Regions from separate parts of the Homo sapiens genome. Here region 2 is linked to region 1. Evidence: chromatin loops called from intact Hi-C (ENCODE). Cell type or tissue: HepG2. All regions are shown on one strand. Links, peaks and the distances in the headings refer to the core of each region. The heading gives the core; the rest is flanking DNA. Region 1 holds the start of SALL1 (spalt like transcription factor 1). Region 2 overlaps LOC107984887 (a long non-coding RNA gene).

Region 1 (5,370 bases), core at 189-5,188:
GGTCTCACCAGAAACTTTAGGAAAGATGAGTGTGACTGCGGGAAGCAGAAGAAACTAAGCTGAGAAAACCCGGAAAAATACTCGGCGCAGCTGCTGCGGCCTTGGGTCATCTCACCTCCATCTACCCCGCGTGCTCGCTTTCGCTTGGGGTGGAAAGCGGGGTTCAGGGGCTCTTTTCAGCGGACTGAGAAATCGCAGAGGCCGTGGGTAAGGATTCAAGCTTGAGGAAACACTGGGGGCCGGGAGGAGGGCTATTGTAAAGCATTTCTTAATTAATTTCAAGTCCTCCATTTTTTTACAGGGACCCCAAGTCAGGATTCCCCTTTCCCGACATCAGGGGTAAAGGGAGCGGGGGTCCCTTCGCTTCACTGTGCCCCAGCTCTACCGAGAGGCAGGCCTCTGGGAAACGAGCCGGGGACCTGGGGGCCCGGGCGGCCGCAGCTTAGTGGGCTGAGGTGCCGATCAGGGTCACGCTTCGGAGCTCTGTCGGGGCCCAGCTCCCTCCTTCACACCCCAAAATGCCGCCTAGGGCGTGGGCATCCCGAGTGGCATCCGGAGCCGCTGAGACCCCGCCGAGATTGCTCCTTGTGCGTCCTCCCACAGCCGAGAGGCCAGCATCGTGCCGGGACGACCCGGGGACCCGAGTCCGGGCGCCGCTACACCGCCTCGGGCGCTAGGCCTGGGAGCTTTGAGGCCGGTACCGTGAAACACCTTTAGGAGCAAGGAGGGATTCCAGGTGTCCTCCCTTTGTACCCCAACTCCCTGCCCGGATCTCTTCCACTCTCTGCCATAGCCCCCACACACAAACTTTGTTCTGGACTTGTTCAGCCCCTTCGGGACCCACAGTTGTCGCCTCCATCGGAGAAAACAAGTGCCCCTGTTTCAGGGGGGATTCCACTCTGGCTGGCCACCCGCAAACCTGGAAAACTATTCTATGACTTCTTCCCTGACCCCCCTGGAAGTAGGGAGCACCACGATCCGCAGAGGGCGCATACCGACCAGAAAGATTTTGGGGGGCAGAGGGTGCAAGTGTTGTGGGAAGAGATGCGGAGATAAATTTTGCGAGCCAGACCCCGACACTTTCCCCGTCCGTTTGCACCGTCTCCGGAACAACTGGCGGCCAGCAGCACTCTCCACCCCGGCCGCAACCCCAGCGGGTCAGGCGCTGGCGCCCCGACACCAGTCCCCATCTTCTTGCAGCTCTGAACCTCCAAAGACACCCGGTTCTGCCTCGCAGGCCGAGGGGGAGTGTGCGTGGGGGCAGGGGGGCGCAGCGAACTCCCCCACGCTCGGAGTTCAGCCCAGCGCCCGAAGTAAACTTCCTTACCGCTGGCAGCAAGGCCGGGCGGCGGAGGCCGGGCCGGGTGCCCTGGGGCCGGCGCCGGGAGCGCTAGGGGCCCCGTGCGGTCAGGCCGGGGCGACCTCCACCCGCACCCACGCCTCATGGGGCTCCCGGGTCTTGGCCGCGGCTGGGATCCCCGGAAAAGCAGGGACGGAGAAGCCAGGCCGGCATGCCCGCCCTCCTTCCCCCGGGAGGACCCAACAACTCCGGAAAGATCCTGCCGGGAGATGTGCTCGCTTTCCCCGGGGCAGCGGGGGAAAGCCCAGCAAAGGCACATTGAAAATTAAAAAGAAAAAAAAAATTACGCCGAGTGGAAGAAGCAATCGGGGCCGCGGCGGCGGTGAGGTAGGGGGCGCGGGGGCCAGCCGCGTGTGAGTGGGTCCGAGTGTGCGTGAGTGTGAGTGCGTGTGTGTGTGTCCACGGCGCGGGCCGGAGCACTCACCATCTCGCCGGGGGAGCGAGGCCACTTCGGGGTCGGATTGGAAATGTTGAGGCTTCGCTTGCTTCCTCCGCGACATGCTGGCTCAAACATCAGCTGGGGCAGAATAAAAAATTACTAAAAAAAAATCTTCTCAAAATTACGGAAATCGAGCGGCGGCGGCGGCGGCGGCTCCCCCCGCCCGCCGGCCCGCCCGCCCCCTCCCCGGCTCCCCGGCCCCGGGCGCAGCGCGCATGTGTCCTGCTATAATTATGATTATCAATAATGCATTGCGATTAATCATAGAGGGGCTCTTTGAAAGGCGATTGGCACCGGGCCAGCGCTATTCAAACCCGCTCGCCTTAATCAATTAGTTCGTGATTTGCTGCAGACCCCTGTCTCTCCGCGCGCTGGCCCAATAAGCCGGCCGCGGGGCTGGCTCTGCGCGCCGCGCCGCCCGACACTGGGTTAACCCTCTTTGCGACCGCCCGGGACTCCGCGGCCCGGCCGCCGGGGGCCGGCCTCCTCTCCACTGCGGGCCCGGCGCCCCGGCAGGCGCCCCCCGCTCTCTCCCTCTCCCCTCCCTCTTCCCTCCCTCCTTCGCCCCCCCCCACAATCCCGGGCTGGGCCGACCCAAATTAGCATGCCCTCCCCGGAATTGAGCCGCCCCGGGTGGGGGGTGGGGCCGGGCGGCGAGGGCTGGGGACCCGGGCTGCCGGCGCGCTGCGAACTTCCCAACTCGGGGGCGAGGCGCGCCGGCCCGCGGGGGGAGGGAGTCCCGCGGCGGGATCAGGGGGGAGGGCGTCCCGTTTCGTGAGTGTTTCTTCGTTTCTTTAAGAGCTACCAGAAAGCAGCCCACCCCCACCCCCATTAAAAAAAAAAATAAGCGAGTGGGGAAGAGCCAGCCCCACGCCGGTCCGCCTCCCGCCCACGGCTCGGCCTCCCTCCCGCCTGGCTCGGCGCTCCTCCGCCCCGAGTTCTCCATCCCCTGGATCCCGGGCTCGCGGGGGCGCGGAGAAGAGGATCCAGGAAAGGTTTGGGAACCTGATGGGTTTGTGGCTGGGGGGAGGGGCAGTTCTCCCGCCACCCCATCCCCTCCCCGCCAGGGGCACTGATCCTCCAGCTTCTTGCTTGCTCCCTCGCTCCCTTTCTCTACCTCGGACATTCCCAGGACAATTAGGGCTGAAGTTTTCGGGAGAAGCAGCCCCGAGCCCGTGGGATAAGGGGGCGGCCCGGCTCCGCCCAGGACCCCTCCCGGACCTCCCCCCCGGCTGCCCCGGTTGGCTGCAGGGCGCGTCACTCCGCGGGGAGGCGGCGGCAGCGGTGGCGCCGCAGAGCCCCGGGCGGGCGGAGAGCGGGGACCGGCCTGGGCTCCGAGTTCAGCTCCGGCCGGGGGGAGGGGAGGGGCTGCGGCTCACACTGAGCGCAGCAGCGAGCACCGGCCTAGGGAGACACAGCCCGGGCGGACCCGGCACTGGACTGGGCCAGTCCCTGGGACCCCTGGGCACCCCGCCCTGGGGAGGGGGCCGCGCCCCAGCCTTCCGGGACGAGGTGGCGGCGCAGAGCCGGAAAGCGGGGTGGGGGGAGGGCGGTGGGGAGGTGTTCTGTCCGAGGCTGCCTGGCGGCGCCGAAGCTCGCCTCCACTTTTTGGGCACTTGCCGAGCGCGGCGCCCGAACTTTTCGCTCTATCACCATCTCCCTCAAGCTGAGATGCAACCTCCCTACCCTCGCCCCAGAGCCCAGAGCCAGGAGCCCGATCCCTCTGCCGGGCTCAGGCGCCCGCGAACCTGAGACTCGGTACGCGGCTCAGCCTAGCTCTTTCCCCTCGCGCCTCGGGGTCTCCTCGCTCCAAGGTTCTCGAAGTCTTGCGCCCGAAGGACTAAACTAAACTAAACTTCGGCTGAGTAATGGGGGAGGAGGGGGGTGCAGATACACAATCCCTGCCCTATCTCACGATCAGGAAAGGAGAGGGCTCATAAGGACGCCCCAATTCGCGAGCGCCCTTGAGTCTGGCCGGTGCCACGGTCGGTTCGCGCGAAGTGGGCACCGGTCTCCCGAGCCGACTTCGTGTACTCCGGACCTGTACTGCGCTCCGGTAGAGGACCCTTCCCTTTCTCTTAGCTTCTTAAATCTTTTCTTTTAAGGTGTAAATGTGTGTGTGTGCCGATGAATGTTTCTGTTTTTCATCTGCTGACTTTATTTTTTTTTATTGGTATAACTTCTCCCTTCTCTCTCCCTGCTCGTCCGTTTTCCACCTTTTCTCTTACTTATCTTCTGCCCTCGCTCACTCCCTAACACACACATTCACACCCTCTCCGCCTCGCTCTCCCGTTCTCGCCAGGTCCTGATGGGTACAGTAGATTTTGATAAAAAGACAAACGAAGCTATCAGTGGGGCTGATGTTGAAGAATGAAGATAATAATGTTTCCATAGGTGGTGCTTCAAATGCCATTATTTCTCACTGAATATTTAAAGAGATCCCTCGGCAAAGATGGATCTGCGCACTCCTGGGGTGTGAGCGGCTCGCATCTCCCAGACCCCGGGGAACGTGTACGGGAGCACGTGTAAATCCCGCACCCGCCTCCATCTCACAAACAGGGGTCCTCGCACACCCACCAATCCACACTGTCCCAGGTACACGAACGCGTTTGTGTGCACTTGCACACTCCTTTCCCGGAATGTGCCCGTGTTTGGAGCCGCCCGCATCCTTCTCTAACAATCTTGGCTTCTTGAAAGTCCGGGCCTCCCGGGCACCGCATGCAGCCAGGAACCTAGCGGAGCTGGCGGTCCCGCAAAGCTTTTCTCCTGGTGCGCGCCGCGTGCGCAGCAGGAAGCTCCCGGGAATAACTTCACACGTGTTTGTTACTTGGTCTACGTGTGATTTAAGATTAAGTGTAGGAAAAAAAAAAATTCCCCCCCCCCAAAAAAACACCACAACAAACAACCAAACGAAATGAACATGCGAAAAGCAGCTACGCGATGCTTAATTAAAAATGGGCGAGCAGAGACGAATAAATTGGGGGATCCAAACTTTAATAACTTTTTTCGTTTTTTTGCGTCCTCGACGGCGTAGAGGCGGGCGTTTCGATCTGCGCTTGGCGTCCCCCGCTAATTTCTTGTTTGTTTTCTTTCCCTCGGTGGCCCCGGGAAAGGAGATGGGAGGTGGAGGAGGGGGGGATGGGAGGAGGGGGATGGTCGGAATGGCGGGGAGAGGAGAATTGGTCTTTATTGTTGATGGCAATACATCAATTACGGGCCATTGTCTCGGTCCCAAGTTCCGTGGTTCGCTGGTGCGGGCGCTGCAGTGTCAGGGCGCTGGCGAGGCTCCGCGTGCCGCGATGCAAAGAAATACATCAATAAAAACAGAAGCAGAGTGGGGGTTATTCTTTATTTTTGTGCGGGTCGAAAGTAGGCGGCGAGCGGGAGTGAGGTGCCACTCCTGGAGTCCCTCCACGCGCCCTGCTCACCCCAGAGACCTGCGCGCTCTACGTGCGGTAGCACCCTCCTAACTCTGGGTGGAGGTGGGGTGGGGGGGGGACTACTGGGGAATCCGGGTAGCGAAGTTTGGACTTGCAGGTTCCGCCAGAGGGCCTGGTACTTAGGGGCTGAT
Region 2 (5,370 bases), core at 67-5,066, 94 kb before region 1:
AGCAGTTGAGCAGTGAGGAACTTCAACGGGGTAAATAGGAAAACTAAATTAAAACCCCAGCTTCGAACGCGATCGAACGGTGTGTGCAGCTCCTGCAGTCTTCTCTAACCTTTTCAAGTCCAAAGGGCCCTTTTGTTTTCCCCAGTTTATGGGTTGGTTTTCATTTGATTTGGTTTCAGAAAGTTTTTACGGAATCCACTCAAGTGACTGCTGATGAGCTTGCATGCAAAACCATCCGTTCACACATCCATCAGAAAAGGATCTCAGAAGGGAAGAGAGGCAGACATCAGAAAACACACAGAGAACATAGAGAGCTCCAGGACAAGGGTAGGACAGACAAGGATGGAGACAGAGAGACATACAGAGAGAGAGAGAGAGATTGAAATTCAGAGGGAAAGACATTGAGGGAGAGAATGAGAATAACACGATGCAATTTCTTTCTCTAGGCTGCTTTGAAAAGTAATAGCTTATGCCCAGGAGACTGTTCCCTTTAAGTTGTACATGTCCTTTCCTGGCCATATGTCAACTGGACCATGCATTGGAAAGTTTTATAGGTGTCTGAAAGGCTGTTCACCCCTTCTTCTTGGGCATTTGGGGGGCCCTTACCGTGGAATCTCCTTCTCTTTCAAACAGTACCTTCTTAAGCTCCTGTCCCTTCTCCAAATGACTTTCCTCCTTCCTTTCTAGCAACTCAGTGTTTTTCTTTTAGCTCCACCTCCTAGAGCAGGCTTCAAGTTCTTTTTGACATCACAGGGTTAGTCATTTCCCTTTAGGAATTGTAAACATAAATGACACCCTGGACGAAGTCTAGACTGGGTCCTCAGTCCTCTTTGGAGAATGAGAGGTGTCTGTTCTGTGGGCACCATCACCATGAAGCCTGTGAGAGGGTGCCAGGCCATCCCCAGCTGAGGAGTCAGCACTGATTCCCCCTATCCATCCTAGGCCCCTCCATTTCAGAGGAAGAATCCTGTTTAGTATCATTTGGAGCACCCCTTGTGTATCTGTCAGGTGTTAGCGTCTGGGACAAAGCCTGTACCTTCACCGAGAGGACATTCCAGGAGACAGGTTACAAGAAACAAGCACACCAATACATACCACAGTTCACAGTAGAGATCAATGCTTTGCAAAAAATACTAATAATAAAGTAGTAAAATGATAGAGCATGGTTGGCGGGAGAGGTGGTTTCTCTAGATGGGGTGGGCTGGGATTGTCACTCTGAGAAGGAACATTTGAGTAAAGACTAAAATAATGTGAGTGGGGGAGGGCAAGTAGATACGCCGAGATGAGAATAAGCTAGACATTGTCAAGGAACAGAAAGAAATGCCTTTCTATTCCTTAGTTGTATTTGGAGACCTAGAGAAGTTGTGGGAAATAGCAAGTTTGGCATCCTCACTTGCAGCATGTGCTAGCGTTACCTACACTACAGTGGACATGAAATGGTTAAAGAGCAACCTCCCTCTACCCCACACCCATGCAAATGTCAGCAGCCAAGGGGGACACTTGGTCATGGAGCAGAGAGAGAGTCCAATAATCCATGCCCTGAACCACCCTCGAGCCTTCCAGCCGAAGCTGCTAGTTCCATCCACAGCCTGAGTGCAGTGAAGCCCTCTCCCCACCCATCCCTGCAGCTTAGACTAACTCCCAGACACAGCTAAGCCAGGAAAAGGCAGGTCTAGATGTACAGCACCAACCAAACAGCCCAAACCAGGGCTGCAGGCATTCTGTAGGATACAACGAACGGAGAGAGAAAACAAACCTTAGCTCTTAAGATCTAAAGAAGAGAGATGGATAGAACTTTAAATATGCAGTTGATTATTCTGAATACTTAACTCTGAGCAGTTGCACACAGGAGAACTGAGAATTCTGTACAACTGGTGTTAAATGCAGGTGGACTTCTTCCATCCAGACCGGGCTGTAACACAAAAGCATATTGATGCTGCAAACCTCGGTTTATGAAACAAGAAAGAAATGCACAGAGAACAGAGAATTTCTGCAGTCACACATGGATAATTTCCAGGAAAGAGAGATTAGCAGTGAACGTCACTGTGTGTGTATGTGTGTAATTTTATATTTTATATATATATATATATATATATATATGTATGTATGTATATAGTTGTCTGTATACAGAAGAGCACTCTGACAGGGCTCCTTCTCATCTTAGAGTTCTATTCATCATTTATGGGAAGAACTAAATCCAAGCAGAAAATAAATAGAAAGAAGCAGTGATTTTAAACCCGATCTTCTCTTTGATTACATTAAAATTTTAAACTTCTGTATGGCCAAAAATAAAGAGAGAGAGAAAGAAAGTCCTAAACAAAGTCAGAAGGCAAGCAGCAATGTGGGAAACAGCATCACATAATAGACAAAGGGCTAATTTTTATTATTTACAAAGAGCTCTTACAAATCAATAAGGAAAAGACAAACAGCCCAATAGATAAATGAGCAAAGTACAGGAACAGGCAGATAGCAGAGAAAAGCAACGCATTTGGCCAGTGACATAGGAAAATAAATCCAATCTTATTCACAATGAAAGTAATGAAAATTAAAACATTGTATTTTTAAAGCAAATGGGCAAAGTTTTAAAATTTGGTCTAATTTGGAACCCCCAGAAGCAGACTCTGAGATGTTTTAGTAGAAGTGGTTGATTTGGGAGGAATCCCAGGAAATCCAGGAGCAGAATGGGGAGGGAGAGAGGGAAGGGAAGGGAAGGGAAGAAATTAATCAAGTTACCTTTGTCACTAGAGCTTAATTCCACAAGGGACTGGGGAGGGGAAGGGAACAGTCAGAGTTACGGGTTCTGAGGGAGAGAGAGCTGAGGTACTTACACACCAGCTCCCGTCACACACTCGTCAAAGGCTGCTGAGGGAGGCTGCTGATTAACTCCCCAGCCTTTTGGCCTGCAGTGAGCCCTGGACAGCCAGCAAAACTTAAGACAAAGACCTGCAGGTGCTGACAGTGGGAAGTTGGACATTGGACAGCATGCCCTGAAATGATAAAGTTAAAAGGGTATAGGATCAGAACATCAATGGAGTCTTCTATCAAAGTTTGCCCAGAAGAAAAGAAGCCATTGTATGAAAAAGATACTTGCACAAGCATGTTTATGGCAGCACAGTTCACAATTGCAAAAACATGGAACCAGCCCAAATCGCCATCAATCAATGAGTGGATAAAGAAACTGTGTGTGTGTGTGTGTGTGTGTGTGTGTGTGTGTGTGTATCACACAATGGAATACTACTCAACCATTAAAAGGAAAGAATTAATGGCATTCTCAGTGATCTGGATAAGATTGGAAACCATTATTTTAAGTGAAGTAACTCAGGAATGGAAAACCAAACATCATATGTTCTCATAAGTGGGAGCTAAGCTATGAGGATGCAAAGGCATAAAAATGATACAACAGACCTTGGGGACTGGAAAGGAAAGAGTGGGAAGGAGGTGAGGGATAAAAGGCTACAAATTGGGTTCATTGTGTACTGCTTGAATGATGGGTGCACCAAAATCTCACAAATCACCACTAAAGAACTGACTCATGTAACCAAATACCACGTGTTTTCCAAAAGCCTATGGAAATAAAAAGTAAATAAATAAATAAATAACAAGGTTCCATTTGTTCAGTTCTTGCTGTGTGTAAGGCACAAATTCAGTATTTAGGTGTATCATCATCTCATTGAATACTTAAACTGACCTTATGATATAAACACTACTTTTATCCTCATTTTAAAATGAGCAAACGGAGATATGAAGAGGTTGGTTAAATACATTTCCTAAGGTCCTGCAGCAATGAGATTAAGGAGAAATAATGCATTTCAGGCTCACTGACACCCACTCCTGCCTCTTGACTAGTGTGCCTTCCATAGATGGAAAGAAACATTTTCCCATACTGTAGATGGAAATGAAAATCTGGCTGGTAAAATCTCTTTGGAGGGTCATTTGACAATGGCCTTCAAAATTTTAAATGTATGTATAATGTGACTCAACCACTCCACTTGACAAAGGGAAGCAATTGCTGTGCTTTTAATAATAAAAAGAATTCTAAGCAATGCCACTGGATTTTTCATAAAGGGCAGGTAAACATTTTCTGGTATGTCAATGCAACAAAATACCGTGGGATAGTTAAATATAAGGGCAAGGAGCAATCTGTGGAAACAGAAAAAGGTCTAAATGTTAAAATTTTGTTTCTTATTTTAAAAGTGCATGTAGCAACAAAGTATGTTTGATGTGACCGTGTTTGCTTAAAAAGAAAGTGAGTATTCATTTATCACTGTGCTTGTGTAAGGCTCACAGAGAACACTGGTTAGGACTGGGAGTCTGAGAGGTAAGTGGGGGAGCCTTCGTTTCTCGCTCTATACCCTTCTGAATTATTTGAATTTTCTTCCATGTGTTACTTTTATAGTTTAAAGATTCTAGTAAAAATAATCAACCAACCAACCAACAAACAAACCAATCCATTACTATCCTTGGGATATTATTAATAACATCTGGTTTCTTTGGTCCACCCTGACCTGACTCTCTTCTTCCCCAAAGTGTGCCCGTCTCTTAAACGCAGTCAGTCTCCTCCTCCCCTTTTTGCCAGGCTGCTCCTTTCCCTGGGATGCCTCTTCGTTACTCTGCTACCTTTTCAAACTCTACATATCCTGCAAGCCCTACCTCAACTACCACTCCTCCCAGAAGCCTTCCTGGGCTACTCTGGCTCGCAACCAGCTCCTTCCTCTCCAAACACTTATAGTAACTGTGGTTGTACAAAACACATGGTCTATAATCTCAATTTTCTTTATTTTCCTTCCTCTCTTCCAAGTTTGTGTTTTGTTTTTCCAAGTAGGCAGAAAATACCTTCAGAGCAGGGGCTGTGACTTACAGGAGAGGTCATGAAACAGACACACAAGTCACAGGGAGGAAGCAACCTTAAGTCCTGTTGAAGATCCAGCCATGAGCTTTTGGATACTTTGACTTGGGAGAGTGAGTAAAAAAGGGAAGGAAGGGAGGGAGGGAGGAAGGGAGAAGGAGGGAGGGAGGGAGGAAGAAACACACACACACACACACACACACACACACACACACGCACACACCCGTTGGAAATATTTACCTATATCATTAAAGAAATGATTCTACCCTTTGCAGATATTAAACTAAAGTGAATTAACACCTTACGACAAGGTCTCCTGTTAGCTTGGAAGTACATTTACATAGCAGATGGCATCCAGGGGCTGAGGGCAGGTGTCTTAGAACACTGTCTGTTCGGGTGAGGGGCAAAGAGCACATACTCACACTTGCCATTTGCCGTCCTGAGATCAGCTGGAGTAGGTCCCCTTTGGAATGCTTTCCCCAGCCTTGAAACAATTGTACACCTCTTCTGTGTGTACACCCTCC

Evidence for each region. Peaks named below come from ENCODE experiments on the same cell type or tissue, not always from the same donor. Only the 100,000 strongest peaks of a DNase experiment are listed, where the experiment ranks them.
Region 2: it touches region 1 in a loop (8-fold over the local background); 4 of 110 quality-filtered maps call a loop at or near these places.

The regions. Positions count from the first base shown.
Region 1 is chr16:51,149,382-51,154,751 of GRCh38, forward strand. SALL1 (spalt like transcription factor 1) reads right to left here and starts at 1,889. Exons shown (of 3, transcript NM_002968.3): 1 at 1,785-1,889. The coding sequence starts at 1,860. RefSeq lists enhancers at 1,086-1,586, 5,242-5,370. In HepG2, for the core only: no CTCF peak of the experiment used is centred there; DNase peaks (open chromatin) are centred at 2,180 and 3,010; H3K4me3 peaks cover 3,710 bases; H3K27me3 peaks cover 984 bases.
Region 2 is chr16:51,055,753-51,061,122 of GRCh38, forward strand. LOC107984887 (a long non-coding RNA gene) reads right to left here. Exons shown (of 3, transcript XR_001752177.2): 1 at 5,269-5,370; 2 at 2,829-2,987; 3 at 1-1,912. Among named protein-coding and RNA genes, the nearest start is that of LINC02127, 41 kb to the left of the region's middle. In HepG2, for the core only: no CTCF peak of the experiment used is centred there; DNase peaks (open chromatin) are centred at 2,429 and 3,019; H3K4me3 peaks cover 1,389 bases.